Regions from separate parts of the Mus musculus genome. Here region 2 is linked to region 1. A link is a loop called in an ENCODE intact Hi-C map of the cell type or tissue named here. Cell type or tissue: heart. All regions are shown on one strand.

The links. A loop is a pair of places that touch in the nucleus more often than their neighbours do. Peaks named below come from ENCODE experiments on the same cell type or tissue, not always from the same donor. Only the 100,000 strongest peaks of a DNase experiment are listed, where the experiment ranks them.
Region 2: a loop joins it to region 1, with 5 times the contacts of the local background. A loop is called at or near these places in 14 of 42 quality-filtered maps.

What each region holds. Positions count from the first base shown.
Region 1 is chr1:157,454,503-157,462,502 of GRCm38, reverse strand. It overlaps Cryzl2 (crystallin zeta like 2), which reads right to left and starts at 3,935. Exons shown (of 10, transcript NM_001033284.2): 1 at 3,858-3,935; 2 at 3,651-3,759; 3 at 454-550. The coding sequence starts at 3,907. In heart, CTCF peaks have their summits at 3,804 and 4,008; a DNase peak (open chromatin) is centred at 3,952; H3K4me3 peaks cover 945 bases; H3K27ac peaks cover 1,220 bases.
Region 2 is chr1:157,081,365-157,089,364 of GRCm38, reverse strand. It overlaps Gm30568 (a long non-coding RNA gene), which reads left to right and starts at 7,734. Exons shown (of 3, transcript XR_373631.2): 1 at 7,734-7,803. In heart, CTCF peaks have their summits at 3,067 (motif pointing right), 7,163 (motif pointing left) and 7,725; a DNase peak (open chromatin) is centred at 3,044; H3K4me3 peaks cover 898 bases; H3K27ac peaks cover 2,305 bases.

The sequences.
Region 1 (8,000 bases):
TGGCCTGTGGGCATGTCTGTGGGGCATTTTCTTGATTGCTAATTGATGTATAATGGTCCAGCCCACTGGGAGTGGTACCATCTCTGGGCAGATGGGCCTGGGCAATTCCTCCATGGTTTCTGCTTCAGTTCCTGATAGAAGTGTAAGCCAAATAAACCCTTTCCTTCCCAAGTTGATTCTGGTCAGAGTGGTTTATCCCAGCAACAGAAAATCTAACTAGACCACTGAGTGTCATCTATGGATTGGTACAATGCTAAGCTGGGGACACAATAGGCCTATAGGGGGAGAGTCATGAGGTAGTTACTCTAACAATGATAGTGACATAAATAACAGAAACCTCACTGGTCAAGCCTGGCAGAGAGTGGGGAGTAGTGTCTGAGAAGATGGGTGTGGCTCTGAAGACTCTAAATTCTTCTTTTCTGAAGTAGCAGTCACTTGGTCCCCCGTACTCACCCGGTGTAAAGGGAAGAGGAGGCTTTTCCTGATACTGACCACGACAGGCCAAAATATCAGCAAAGTTAACACCACAGAAATGAACATCAACTCTGACCTGCAGAAGAAACACAGCACAACAAAACAGAGACGTATACACCCTAGAGACAATGTTCATTCAGTAATAATGCATTTCAAAAGGGCTACTGAACGAATGACAACCATATGCCAGACAATGAACCATGAGCCAGATTATCAGGAGGCAAAATGGACCGAGTTTCTGCCGTTGTGGACCTATAAGTATAGCAGAAAAGGCACCAACTAAATAATAATAAAGCTAACAAAGCCATATGTTGTTGAGTCAGAATCTCACTATGTAGCCCAGGCTGGCCTCAAACTCACTATGTAGTCCATGCTGGCCTCAAACTTAAAATCTTCCCTGTGGCCTCTCAAAATTATAAACCTGAACCACCATGCGTGGCTCATATGTGTTAAATTATAACCTAACATAAAGTCTTAAAGGTAGGAGAAAGCACATGATGAGGGTATGTGACCTCTTGAGGAATGCCAAGGAAAACTAGGAAAGTAACCCTTGCACTAGTAAAAGCCAAGAGTTAATGATTCAAACTTGGAGGTGAACGCTTGGTGCTTGGCACAGACAAAAGCTATGGCGTGTGCAGATGCCCTGCGTGAGGGACAAAAGAAAAACTAGCAAGTCTAGAACTGGAAGAGGAGAGAGCGACAAGGAGTGAGAGCTCCACACTACACTGAGATTTGTAGGTCTGAACTGAGGAAGGTCCTTCATACTGGGAACAACAGAACGCCACTAAGCAGGGGGTTGCGGCGTTGTCTGAGCAAAGGCAATATGCTGGAATTTGAGTAGCTCGAACCCGGGAGGACAGCCTAGATCCCTGTCTTCTATGCTCTTGACAAAGTCATCACTGAGGTAGAACTACAACCACATGGCCAGCAGTTTCTCTAGAGCAGTGGTTTTCAACCTTCCTAATGCTGCGACCATTTAACACAGTTCCTCATGTGGTGGTGAGCCCCAACCATAAAATTATTTTCATTGCTACTTCATAACCGCAATTTGCTACTGTCATGAGTTGTAAGGTAAATGCCTTGGTATGCAAGGTATCTGAGATGGGACCCCTGTGAAAGGGTCATCTGTAGTGGCTATTCCTGGTTGTCAACTTGACTATATTTGGAATGAACTACAATCCAGAATTGAAAGGCTCACCAGTGACCCTTATCTGGAGGCTTGGAGATCCTTATCTGGATCTTGGTTAGGAGATCTTGAGCCATAGTGGCTATGGATTCCAGAAGATTAAATCTCCGAGTTTAAGGAACACACCTTTAATCTGGGCTACACCTTTGATCTGGGATTAAAGGTGTGGTGGAACACACCTTTAATCTGGGCTACACCTTCTGTTGGAAACAATATAAGGACATTGGAAGAAGGGAGTCTAGCTCTGGCTCCTTCGCCTGCTTGCTGTGTGAGACTGAGTAACTGCTAGATCCTTGGACTTCCATTCACAGCTGCGACTGAACAATTGTTGGGAATTGGGCTGCCGACTGTAAGTCATCAATAAATTCCTTTACTATCTAGAGACTGTCCATAAGTTCTGTGACTCTAGAGAACCCTGACTAATACAGTCATCCAACCCCTAAAGGGGTCACAATCCATAGCTGAGAACCACTACTCTAGACCTTTTGAGGAGCCAGTGAGTTTCAAAAGGTGGTGGGTCCAGGACCATCATCACTGGCATCATCTGCGATTTGGTTAGAAATTCAAACTTCACCTTGTGTTGGGGTGAAGTTTGCCCTTAACGACAGCACTGAGAAGACAGAGATGGGCAGATTTCTATGAGTTCCAGGCCAGCTAGGGATACATAATGAGACTCTTGTCTTAAAAAAAAAAAAAAAAAAAAGAAGTTCCAACTTTGAGGCCACACCCCATACTGACTCATACATGGGAAGATAGGAGAGGCTCAGCAACCTGTCTGAACAGGCCCAGAGAACTCTGGTGCTCATCAGAGAATGCAGCCCACAAGGGTGGGGATCCCAAAAGGTGCCAGCTGGAATCCCAGATCAATGTGCTCTACGTGTTTACGTTTACTGGAGAGGTGGCGGGTTGGTTAGAAGCCATTCTTTATCTATCAAAATCATTCATTTCTCAGTTCTTTAAGTATGTGCCACATGCCAGGGCCCGTTGCAAACTCCAGGGATTTAAAGGCAAAGAAAAATAACATAAAAACACTCTCAGAAGCTAGCTCCTTACAATGCAAACAGCAAAACTGGGGAGCCCATGCCTCCGCATCCAAAAACTGGAGTACTTATTGACTGGTGGATAGCATGTCCACTGTCCTCAAGACACTCCACCTTGGTTTAAAAACAACTTAGCCAAGAGTAGGGAGGCATTTCTGCACTCCGGAGACTGACACAAGAAGACTGTAAGTTCAGTTCCAGCCTGGATGACATGGTGTTATCCCAGAAATGAATGACTCAAGATGAGGGAAGTTGAATGGCTGTGATCACCCTCTCTTCCAATAATCTGTTTTAACCACAGGCCCCATTTGGGTGACCTTTACAACTGTAGCTGCATCTCTGCCTCTCATGAGCGACCCCTAACATGAAGATACTCTTGCGTACTCCACCCTGTTTCAAATTGTCATTCTCTACTACATATGTGTCACACGCTGTCACCAAAGTGGTCAACAGGCAAGGCCAAGGTGACTTCCACATTTCCTGGCAGGAAAAGGATCTCATCCCAAATTACAGCAGGACATAAGAGGAGCCCAGGCTTGTATTCTTCATGAGATAGATTGGGATGGGGGCAATGGTTCGGGGACCCGTACATAATTTGATACTGACCCTGAAGAGGGGCTAAGCAAAGGATAAGGGTCCTTTTGTCTGTATTGTTATGTAAAGTCCTGTGTAAATCAGACACAGTTTCTAAGGCAACGGCTCTGGAGCTCTCTGAGAGGCCTATGCTTGAGATTTGAGGGAGGGCTTCCTTGACATTTCTAGCCTTTCCGTGAACCTTGAAAGGGCTTGACCTTCCAACCTAAAGTGGGTGCGCTCCAGCCTCTGGTCGCCCCCTACGCTTGGGAACTAGGATTTTGACCGAAGCAGGAAGCCCACGAGTGCTGGGCCGAGAAAGTCAGAGGCTCTGAACTATACAAGGAGGCATCCCGGGGTCAAGCTTGTCACCCTACCTCCTGTGGCCCGACGGGGCGGGGAGCCACCTCTTGAATGGTCAGGGGCTGCTTCAACTCGGTGCAGAGTGCAGCTCGGTAGTGCCGGCCTTGGCCCTGCCAGGCTTGCCTGCAACAAAGAAAAGGGAGCTGGTTTTCTCAGCAGTACCCCTGGGGTCTGTAAGGGGGCCGGGGGGGGGGCGGGGGGGGGGGGAGTTGGGCTTGCACCTGCAGAGCCACACCGGAGGGAGGCAACGCGTACACAGCCTTGCTGCCATGGCCAGCTGAAGTCGCGAGGGGCGTGGCCAGCATGTGGCAGGAAGAGCTCTGGGGAGAGCGGAAAGGCGTCCCAGGACGTGCCTGCTCTGGCCGGGTGACCTGACCGGCAGGCGGAGCTCTTGTCTGTCTGTGCAGGGGACTGTCAGCCCCACACCACTTCTAGGGTTAGACCAAACAGTGTGTGCAACCCTTGATCTCTTCGCTGGTTCTGGAAAACAAAAAGGAAGCATGAGGGAAATGATTCGATCACCCCAGATTAAGAGTCTTTGAGACAGGGTCTCATTAGGTAGCTCTCACAGTGTTGACCAGGCTGGCCTAGAACATGTCATCTTCCTGCCTCTTGTTTCCTGAGTGCTGGAACTACAGGGTGTGCCTGGAAGACTATTAAATCTGTGTTTGGTAACATTTCAGTAGTAGTTCTGGGGTTCTTTCTAAGAAAGAAGTCCAAAATGCACAGGTGAATCCTTTGATGTCTACATTTGAACTGCTAGAGTTCTTGCCACTAATTTTCTCACACAGGACTAATTATGATAAAAAAAACTAAACTGTTACCAATAGTCTGGTGTTAACTGATCCTGAACAAATCCAAAGAGAATATCCAATTAAAGACAAGCCAGCTGGGCACACGCCTGTAATCCCAGGGCCCAGGAGACAGAGACAAGAAAACTGAACATTCGAATCAGCCAGAGCTACATTGTAAGACCTGTCTCCGATAAAAATAAAAATAAATTAACATGATGACACATGCCTTTAATCCCATCACTCAGAAGGCAAAGATAGGTAAATCTTGGTAAATTTGAGGCCAACTTAGTCTACATAGCCAGTTCCTGGCCAGCCAGGACTACATAGAGAAACCCTGTCTTAAAATATTAGTTAGTAAAAAAATAAATAAAAAGTCAGCCCAAAACTTAATGACTCTCATGCTCCAAAGGTTTACCCCTTGGTAAATGTGATTCAGTGATGACATAAGCCTTAGGGGCACAGGTATGCCCTAGAAGAACCAAAAATAATACTACTGTCTATATGAAATAGTATATAAAATTGCTTTGGCATTGGCAAGATAACTGAGTGGGTAAGGGTGCTTGCTATCAAGGTTGATAAGCTAAATTCAACCCCCAGACGTCACATGGTAGAAAGAGAGACCCTACTCCCAAAAATTGTCCTTTAACCTCCAAATGCTGACCTTACACATGAACCATGTACATGTATGTACACACACACACACACACACACACGTTAGTATTAGATGTAGATCTATCTGACCTATTTAAAACAGCAAGTGACTATACGCCAGCAATGTATGTGAGGTACATGCTATGCTGGAAAGAATGGAAGACTATATCATTGGATAAATAGATTTAACGACAGCATGGCATCTTTGGAAGACATCTGGCCAGAGGGTATAGGCCACAGGTTGAAATCCAGTTCTACCACCTCTTTGGCCACCTCCCTAATGGTTCTCGCCCTCAATTAACTCTTCCATAAGAGAAGGCATTGAGCAGGAACGAACAGCAATTGAATGGAGGAAACTGTAAAGCGAAAAGGAAGGATGCATTTCTGAGTTTATGACCTAAAGGCTTTGAGGGCTGAGGAACCCAAGAACAAATAAGCCCCTCAGGTGTGCAGTAGGCGCTGTCATCATAATCGTACCCGTTGGGAATTTTCAGCTCCACATACAAACAACCGAAGGGAAGCAATGTCTACAATGGGAGATGATTTCTTTTAAAAAACCCATGGCTCCAATGAGACAGGCAGGAAAGCACTCTGTAAACGGCATATAAACCAAGCATGTAAGATGAACTTGGGACCTGGAGATGTAGCTCAGTGCTATGGTGCTCACCCTGGCAAACTAGAGGCCCTGGGTTCAATCTCCAGCAATGTGAAAAAAAGGAAAGATAGGAATAGTGGAGAAATCCATGTCACCACCAAATGGTCATCCTTAAGCCTGTAGTGTAACTCCAGAGTAGAGCACCAACCTAGACTGTAAGGCCCTGAGCTTGATCCATAGCAACGGGGATGGAGGAGGGAGTTCCTGGTTGCCAGGAAAGCCAACAGCAATAAATCTCTAACTTATGAAGTATGTAATGATTGTTTGTTCTGAGTATTAATTGTTATTGCTGTGTAGACCAGGCTGGCCTCAAACTCACAAGAGATCCAACTGGTACCTCCAGAGTGCTGGGATTAAAGGTATACACCACCACACCCAGGCCTAGCAACCATTTCTTAATCTTGTTTAATTTGTAGGATCTGTATAATGCATAACATTTTCAGTATTTAATAGATATGTACCTAATAAATTATTGAACGAGAACTCAGTTATCTAGTATTAATTTTCCAGGTAATTGGAAATAACACTAAGTATTAAGTCTCATATTTGTAATTAAGTGCTTTTACAGAAAGGTTTTCATGTGCAAGTATATGGGGGTGGGGGGGAATGTATGTGTGGTATAAGTTCATGTATGTACAAGGGTGAACATGTCTAGGTTCACACAGAGGCCAGAGAAGGATGTTAAGTATGTTACTCTCTCATTCTCTGCCTTTTCCCTTCAAGACAGAGTCTCTCACTAGACCCGGAGCTAGGCTGGCAGTAAACAAGCTCCAGGGATTCTCCTGTCTTCAACATCCCTCCCCCAAAACACACACAGTTCTGGGGATGGAGCGATGCACACGACCCCTTCAAGCTTTTGAGGAGGCTGCTGGGATTAAAACCAGGCCCTCCTGCTTGTACAGCGGGTACTCTTACTCACCAAGATGCCTATCCAGCTCCAGAAAAAGGTTCTATTGTTGTTTTCACAATATTCTGCCATTCTCAGAGAATATGAAGATCAAGGAGTGTAAGGAAAATTTTCAAGATGGCATTCAACATTTATGAAAAATCTAAAAAAAAAAGTAGAAATCTATTTAAGAGTCCTGAAGGCTGGAGAGATGGCTCAGTGGTTACAAGTACTGACTGCTTTTCCAGAGGACCTGAGTTCAATTCCCAGCAACCACATGGTGGCTCACAACCATCTGTAACGGGATTTGATGTCTTCTCCTGTTGTGTGTGAAGACAGAAAGCTATAGTATACTCACATACATAAAATAAGTAAATCTTTAAAAAGAAAAAAGAGTCTTGAAAGGTGTTGAAAATATTTTAGGTAATTGAAGTGATTTGCGCACTTATGTGTAAAAATAAGTTTGACGTCTACAGAGAGCAGTTAAAAGGGTGACAGGCTGTTTAATAGTGGTTTTCATAGTAGCAAGAGAGACATCTAGCTTATCCATCGAGACGTTGCCACACCTTACTGTCTACGTTCAGCTATTGCTTCTAGTTGTCCCCGGTTATTTAATTTTATTTGGGAGTGAGGTGGCAAGAAGAAACAAGAAGAATAAAAGTTGAGTGCTGTAGGAGATTAACATCGAGCAGCTAAATCTGAACACTCAGTCCTCTCTAAAGGAGGCAGGAGATTGATCACTGCCCTCTAAACCAGCTTGAACCAGCTTGAGGCTCATTAGGGAAGTAAAAGAGTAACAGCTGAGTCTTCCTTCTGGTGCATATCACACGGAGAGATAATATTTAACATCCAGAAGCTGCTGGAGAGCTGGGGGTGAAGAAGCAAGCCAAAGCCTGAGACGCAAACCGCTCTGTTTTCACAGGATAGTAGAAAACAGTATACGCTCAACTTAGGATGACGATGGGAAGGTACAAGAATCCTCCAACAGTAAAAATGCACCATCCAAAAACAGGGCTTGAAAGGAAAAGCTGCTGCTGCTGCCTCCAAGTTTACTTCTACGTCCAGCACATAGCAGTACTCAATTAATGCCAAGAGGGTGGGAAGCAAGGAGCTCTACCAGTTGCATAGGAAAGCTGCTGGCCCCACACAACTGAAGCCACAAATCCCAAAGGTTGTTTGTTTGTTTATTTGTTTATTTAGTATCTATCTATCATCTATCTATCAATCTGTTTAGTGTGTGTGTGTGTGTGTTCATTCATAAGTTTATGTGAGTTTATGTGTATCACATGCAGGAATGGAGGCCATAAGAGGGAGTCAGGTGCCCTAGAACTGGAGTCCCAGTTTTAAGGGCTCTTGCACATGCTTGCTTGCTCTCTCT
Region 2 (8,000 bases), 370 kb after region 1:
GCAAAGGTGATTGAATAAAGAAGTCAATAAATGTCGTTCAATCACTATATAACACAAAACAAAACAGACAATCATCTGAAAAAAATGTAGAAAAAACAACTGGCAAAATCCAACATCTTTTATATAAATGAAAAAGCTCTGGTGATGTAATTCAATATAATAATTAGGCAAAGTATAACTCCGCAGCCGATATAATCAGAAAAAGACAAGAAAAGGAAACCACAGACCAATATTTCCAATGAACACAGATGAAAAATCCTCACCAAGAATCCTGTTCTCATTGTACTGTTAAAGAGTTTAGACAAAGCCGTTGGGCAAGAAAAAAGTAAAGACATCCAAATAGAGTAGAATAGAAAATCGTCTCTGCTGCTATCGGCTTTCAAAAGTGGGGAGCACAATGTGTTGCTTCTTGTGGACAGTAACTAAGCAGAGAAGAGCAGCCCTAAGAGAGATTCGAATACAGTCTTTCTGGGGGCAGTTATAAACTATCACTTGCCTTAAAGACAGGGAAAAATGTGTGCCAAGATTTTACTAGAAGGTTCATCAGAGTTGTTCATTATATATATTTAAAAGTTTGAAACAGCAAGGGGAGGAGGGTGCACGCCTTTAATCCCAGTACTTGGGAGGCAGAGGCAGGTTGATCTCTGTGAGTTCAAGGCCAGCCTGGTCTATAAAGTGAGTTCTGAGACATCCAGGACTATACAAAGAGACCCTGTCTCAAACAAAACAAAACAAAACAAAACAAAACAAAACAAAACAAAACAAAACAAAACGTTGGAACAATGTAAGTGGACACCAGATAGAAATGCTCTACTGATATTAAAAATTATACATACTGAGGCAGATATGGTGACATACTCTTTTGATCCCAACACTCAGGAGGTAGGAAGGAGTGGTGGGCAAATCTTTGGGTGACTTTAGAGCCAGCCTGTTTTATATAATGAATCCCTGACAGCCAGGGCCACTATATAGTGGTGGGTGTGTGTGTGTGTGTGTGTGTGTGTGTATGTATGTGTGTGTGTGTGTCAAGATGTATTTAATGCAATATTCAGCTACTAGCTACGACAGGTAAAGAGACAGCTCAGCAGTTAAGAGCCCTTGTTCTTGTTCTTGCCGAGGACCCAGGTTCAATTCTTAGCACCAACGCAGAGGCTGACCATCGTCTGTAACTCCAGTCGCAGGGATGCAGTGCTCTCTTCTGACCTCCTCAGGCACCAGGCACACACGTGGTGCATACATACATAGAAGCAAAACACTCACACACATAAAATAAAAAGTCTTACAAAAGACAAACATGGCTCTATGGGGTCAAATTCCATGTTTGTATGAGCACAGAGGCCTGAGCTGAAAAAACCTCAGCAGGATGCAGAAAAACCTCAGCAGTAGTCTTCCCTAGAAGTCAAATTATGATAGGCTCAAGGGAGTCCCTGGAGTCACAACCAGCTGGAGCTGCCTGCTCTTTCCCATCTTGTTAGGTCTGCTACCCTTAAGCTCAGAAGTTCCCAGTGGTGTTTGTTTGTTTGTTTGTTTGTTGTTTTTGTTGTCCTTATTTCTGTTTGCTGTTTGTTTTATTTTCTCGAGGCAGGGTTTCTCTGGGTAGCCCTGGCTACCTACAGAGCCCTGGAACTCACTCTGTAGACCAGGCGGCCTTGAACTTGCGATCCACCTGCCTCTGCCTCCAGAGTGCTGAGGTTAAAAACACGCACCCACACCACCCGGGCTCATCCGTCTCCATCTTCACCACTCCCAGCCCCGTGTTACTGTCGCCTCACTCTCTGGATCTAGCCACACTGTTCTCTTAGCATTTCTTCAAATGTATTATGTCCACTCTTGTTTCAGGGCTCTTCTTGCTCCTCCGCTGTCCCCACGGCCCCCTCACTGGAAATTGCCTTATTTATTGTATGTAAATACTAGTTCTCACTCCCAGCATTCCTTGCCTTCCTTGGTCTGCCTAGCCCTGGAAGCAGACTTGTCACCAGCTCTGCAGATAGCACAGCCTCTGTGACTCGGGTCTGTCTTCTCTAGAGGGCAAGTTATTTAACAGCAAAGTTGCTCTTGTCTCCCCTAGACTTGGGTGACCATGACAGTTACCAGGTGGGAAGGCAAACACAATGTATCAATAGTGTGGCAGGCAGACAGGCTGAGTACACGTGACAACTGGCATTGCTTCATTTTATTATTTAAAAAAAAAAACATGGAATCTTTTCGCATTCTGTGAAGTCATTCAAAGGGTTGTACCACTTTATACAGAACAAAACAAGCCAAGAGACGGGTGAAAGTAATTCCTTCCAAGGTCATGTCGCAGGCGGCTGAGCTGGGATTTGAACAGGGCTCGCATTGGTTGGCAGTTTCCTCTTTGCACTTGCTTCTCACAGGGAAGCCTAGGACTGCTGGCATCATCGCTGTCTGAGCACTTGTCAGAAAGGCACTTCGCTGGCTCTGACCTACAGAGTGGGAACCTGCCCTGGACATACACTCTAAGAAGCCCTGCTTGGTGGCTCCAAAGTTCAAGTCTGCTGTGTGGATGGGGTCTCCGGCTTAGCCGCTGTGCCCAGTGCCCTTCAGGACAATCTAATACCTGCTCCCGGGGGAGGGGAGGCTTAGCCCTGACAGAATCCTTTGGCTTTCTGTCCAGCTGTTCCTCAAGCCTCAGGGGAGAACCGAAGTGATGTGTTAGTGAAAGTGCAGCCCTGCTTCTGTGCAAGAACCGTCTCGGAGTTGTTTCTTCTAGCGGGGAGAAACATCTCTTGCTTTTCTTAAGGGACGACAGAGCAGACCTGGAGTAGAAGTCGTTTCTATTTGAGGCCCCACCCCCACCCCCACCCCGGACAGACCGGAGAGGCTGTCGACCCTCCTTTCATTGGGGTTATTGGTACCTAGACGCTCCCTCTGGCGCTCAGTTTTATTAGCATAAAACACTCTCAGATTTGACCTTGACAGAGAAAAGGGCTTAGAGTGAGACCGGAACCTTTTCCTAAATCCAATACAAAACAAAGACCTTGTATTCCCAGGCGGGAAGGGAAGAGGGGTGGGGAGAGCAGTCATGAAAACGCGCCAGCAGAGGGCGCCACAGCCCCATTAGTCTCTGCCCACTGAACTTCCCAGAAGCCAAAGCAGCCAGGATGCAACGGGGACTAGACAAACTAGGAGTCTAGACCCTGGGTACCACCTTGGGATTTTGTGGATCTCCGGGCGCCTGATGATACAGACTCGTGTGTTTACTAGTGTTCATTCTCAGAGAGATTAGTCCCAGACAAAGCCAGTACATGAATCTACAGTAAAGAGATTGTCATCCAACCTTTCGTACACTTCACCAGCGTTGGCTGAGTGAGTGTGTGAGCCAGGCCCAGGGCTACAGAGCATGTCCTCAGAAAATCGGGTTACTGTGGCTAGGTGCTAAGGCTGACCTCTTAAAACCTTTTAAATATTTAAATGGGGGAGAAAAGAGCACTATTTTTTATTTTAACTTCTAGAATCAAATAAAGGTTATATGGAACGGTGGAGAAGAGAAAGTGTGGAGAGAAAAGGAAGAAAGAAGATACACAAGAGTTGGGGACAGGAAGAGCAATCGTATTTTAATTCGTCTCTTATATACATAAAGTGCTAGACAAAGTCCAGTTTTGTCAACCTCCCATTTGCCCTACTAGACCCTAACTTGGGGCTCACGTCTGCAGATCTACTCCAAAATTCAGCACGTGTAGCCTGGCTGGCTGGCTGGCATAGAAGCCACACTCTCGGCTTCTCTCACAGCACCCCTCCCTGTCTGCACCCCTGCACACCCAGGGCTCTTCTCAGCTCCTGACGCTCCACACTGCAGCCCTACCAGGAAGATGTGCAAGTTAAAAGCCTGATTAGTCTCCTTGATAAATTCCCAGACAGTGGGCTAAAGGGAAGTGGCACCGGGCTGCTTGTGCTGAGGATGTGTTGGGGGCACCTGCCAGTGGGCTCTTGTCCTCTTAGCACACTGGTTCTCAGCCTTCCTAATGCTGTGGTCCTTCAATACAGTTCCCCAAGTTGTAATGATCCCGACCACATTATTTATGTTGCTACTTCATGATTGTAATTTTGCTACTGTTATGAATCGTTATGTAAATATCGGTGCTTTCTGATGGTCTTAGGCGACCTGATGTGAAAGGGTCATTTGACCTTCCCCTTACCAAGGGGTCACGACCCACAGGTTAGCAACCCCTGTCTTAGACAGAACAGCTTTCTGGGGAGATCTCTGAGCAGCCCAGAGCTAACTCTCTAAACAGATTTGAAGGGTGTGTCAGCAGGTTCTGTGCAGCTCTGTGTGTGCACTTGGGTGAGACCAGAGAGAGGTCAACCCAAGGAAAAGGATGAGCCATCAGGCCTGACTCTGGAAAACCGCTGAGCTGGGAAGAATTGCCTTGCTGTGACAGCTTACAGGCCTGGCTCTCTGGGGACCCCCACTGAGAGCGCCCCACCCCCACCCCCCCCCCCCCCCCCCCCCCCCCCCCCGGCCAGCGTTTTGTGCTGCAAACAGATAATCCTGGGCAGTCCGACTGCCCACACAGCATTCTCCTGGAGTCAGAGGTCCTGCTTGCAAAGTCCTGTCTCAGTGCTGAGGGGTGGGCTGAGATGGGGGCTGGGACTTTCCTAGAGAGTCTTCAGGTGGGAAGTACATGAAGACCACCAGAATCAGACCGGACCATCGCAAAGACAAGATCCTTCTCCATCACGTTCCACCCACAAGCAGGATTCACCTGCGACCCTCTGTGATGAGTCCGCATTAGAATGTGCTTGCTGCCAGGCATATCTATCTGTGCCTGACCTTTGCCTCCCAGAGTCCCGACTACAAACATACCTGCTTGCCACTTCTTTGTAAAGCTCTGATGGCTACCCAGGGAGAAGAAAAGCTGTTCCCTCTCAGGTCTTGGTAGGACAAGACCAAGGGAGCTCTCACGAAAGACGGAGACAACTGACAGGAGAGCAAAGGAGAATGAAGGGGTATTCAACCATAAGAAGAAAGTGATAGAAGATCCCATAGTGTCCATGAACCTTGAAGATACTCCACTTACTGAAAACAACGGGTATGCTCCTTTAATCCCAGCACTAGAGAAGCAGAGGTAGGCGGTAGGAGTTCGAGGCCAGCCTGGTCTACAAAGTGAGTTTCAGGACAGCTAGGGCTACATATCAAAACTTTCTCAGAGATGGATGGATGGATAGATAGATAGATTATACAAATCTTCAAGCTTACAGGATGGCTGAAAGGAGCTGGGATGACTGGTTATATGAAATTTTTGGTGTGTGTGTGAAGAAATGTTCTGAAATTTGCTGCTGGTGACATTTGCCTAACCGTGACTCTACTGAATAGCATATTGTACCATTTAGTGTGCCCTTTGTCCCGTGTATATTGACTCTCAATTTGTCTTAAGCTTAAGCGGTGGCTCCACAACTCTGTGGCTATGAATTTTTTCTACAAAACAATAACATAAAGCAAACACAACAACATGTCTCAGCTAAAGTACCACCTCCTCCAGGAAGCCTCCATGACTGCCATGCTGAACTTCAGCAATTCAACATCAACACACACATCATCCAGTCGCAGAGCCTGACCACCTACAGAGCCTGGAGAGGCCTTGCTGCAGCATCCCTGGGAGCTTGTTAGGTGTGCAGCATCTCAGGTCCCAAGACCAAGGAGCCAGGTCTGCATTCCAGCAAGATCCCGGGTAAGCAAGGGATAACTAAAAGCTGGTGAGGCGATGTGCTTGAGTCTACCCACCTCCCGCCACAGAAGACACTCAAGTGCCTGGACTTCCATGTCTACCAAATGTGATCTCATCTTTGCCGGTTCCACATTCACACATACTAGGCCTACAAGAACACTCGGGGGCCTCAGCACTAAAGCCAGCCCTACTCTGACTTTTAACACCAGAAGAGAGACAAACTGGAAGGGCTTTTGGCCACATTAAAGTGTAAAGGAATTCCCAGCCTCCTGGCAGGGTGTCCACATGCCCTTTCCTATTAGCTGAAAGCAACACTCGACTCTTGAGCTGTGTGGGAAATGTACAAGGACAAGGTGAGGTTTGCACAAACTGTAAGATTGGTTTTGATTTCTTTGAGACAGTCTATGTCACCCAGGCTGGCCTCAAATTCTCCATTCTCCTGCTGAAGCTCCTGAGTGCCAGGGTTATAAGACTGTGCCACTACATTCAGCTAAAATGGTGTATGAATTGCAACTCTGGGGCCCTGTCTCGCTTGAGAAACCCACACCCACGCTTCTTGGCCACGTACAATGGTCTATTTCCTCAAAGTCAGTCTTCCTCCCTCTCCCTCTCCCTCTCTTTCCTCCTTCATGCTTAAATCTACAGTAAAACCTTTTATTTAAAAATATTTTATCTCTATTATTTTTAAATCATGTGTGTGTAAGTGTGTCAGTTTACAGAAAGTGGGGACAGCGAGCATGTAAACTACACTACAGTGAGACCATCAGCAAAACATGCAGGAGACACACCCCAGTGCTTCTACGAGTAGACTGGAAAGAAAACACGGGCCAGAAGAATAACCTATAGATTAATACACGCTAAAACAGACACCACTTGTTTAGTTTAGTCAGCATCTAAACTGAACTCAAGAGTCTCTGATTCAGTCTCTAAAAGTCTTCATGCATGGTGCTGTAAGGGAACGTGAACACTAGGAAATGTTCATTTGTTTTGGTGCGTGGGGAGTTGTGATTACAAACCATGTTCTTCCTGTGTGATTTGCTAACACATTTACAGACAGCATAAATATGAAACCCAAGGTATACCTCAAAACAGTGCAAGAGAGGCTGAGGTGATGGGGGTGGGGAGTGCTGGCTTGGCCTTGTGGGGCTGGGACACGTAGGTACACACTTCTTCAAGATGCTATCCTGTTTACCTCCGTGCATGTTCAAAAGTCCAAAGCAAATGAAGCCAAAACAAAAACCAGATGTGTAAAACGTAACAATAGATGGTACATTATGAACTATTGACTTAAGAGAAGCAAATATATACAAAACAGAAATGAATTTAAGGATCCCTTAACTGCGTAGGAAAAATAAAGTGCAGTGTGGTTCAGTGGTTAAGAACGTGTGCTTCTCTTAGAGAAGACTTGAGTTCAATACCCAGCACCCACGGCTAGTGGGTCACAACTGTCTGTAACTCCAGTTCCAGTGGGGATTCGACGCCCTCTTCTGGCCTGTGCGGGCACTGCATGCACACACATGCCTCCCCCACAACCCATCCAACCACAAACACACACACACACACAATTTAAAAGACGAAAATAATCTTTTTAAAAGGTCAATAAATATTTTTCCTTGTTTTCCCACATCCATGCTTCTGAAATGTAATAGCTTGCTTTCATAGGCGCTTCAGAGAATTAAAACTTTTATGTTACTAAAATCTAAGAAGAGTTAAAGGGGAAAAAATCCAAGGAAGGTTGGGTTTCAGAAATGAGCATAGCTCTAGGCCACCAATGGAAGGCCTGAGAACCAGCTGCAGGTGCATTGGTGTCTGGGTCAAACAAGAACGTGGAGTCCCCTGTTTAGCATCCCTGTATACACTCCAGGGTCAGAGCTGTGGTCTGAGCCTTGCCTGCGGGGGGAGCGGGGCATTCTGGACACTGTGAACAGGAAGGCTGGTGCTAAAGCAATTGAATCAAGCTCTCTGCTGGCAGCCTGAGGCGGCAGAGGTTCTAAATACTCTTCAGCTGACTCAAGTCCACCGCCAGAGGGAAGACTTCCGGTGTAGTGAAGGGAGGAGGGGTTTAAACACAGAGGAGCAAATGAGCGGTGGTCCACTCTGCTGTAACCTCTCCTGGGTAAGTGGAGAATGGAGCTGCCAGGGAGACATTAGGCAGCCACCTTTGCCCTGTTTGCTATGAGTCACTTGAGGGCATTTGGAGACAGTTGTGTCCAGTCTGAGTCATTTCTCTCTCAGGTGTGGCCGAGAGCCCAGCGGGGCCAAACTTTGGCTTTTCTGGGCCGAGATGAGGGCTCCTTTGGTTGTGGGTTTTTA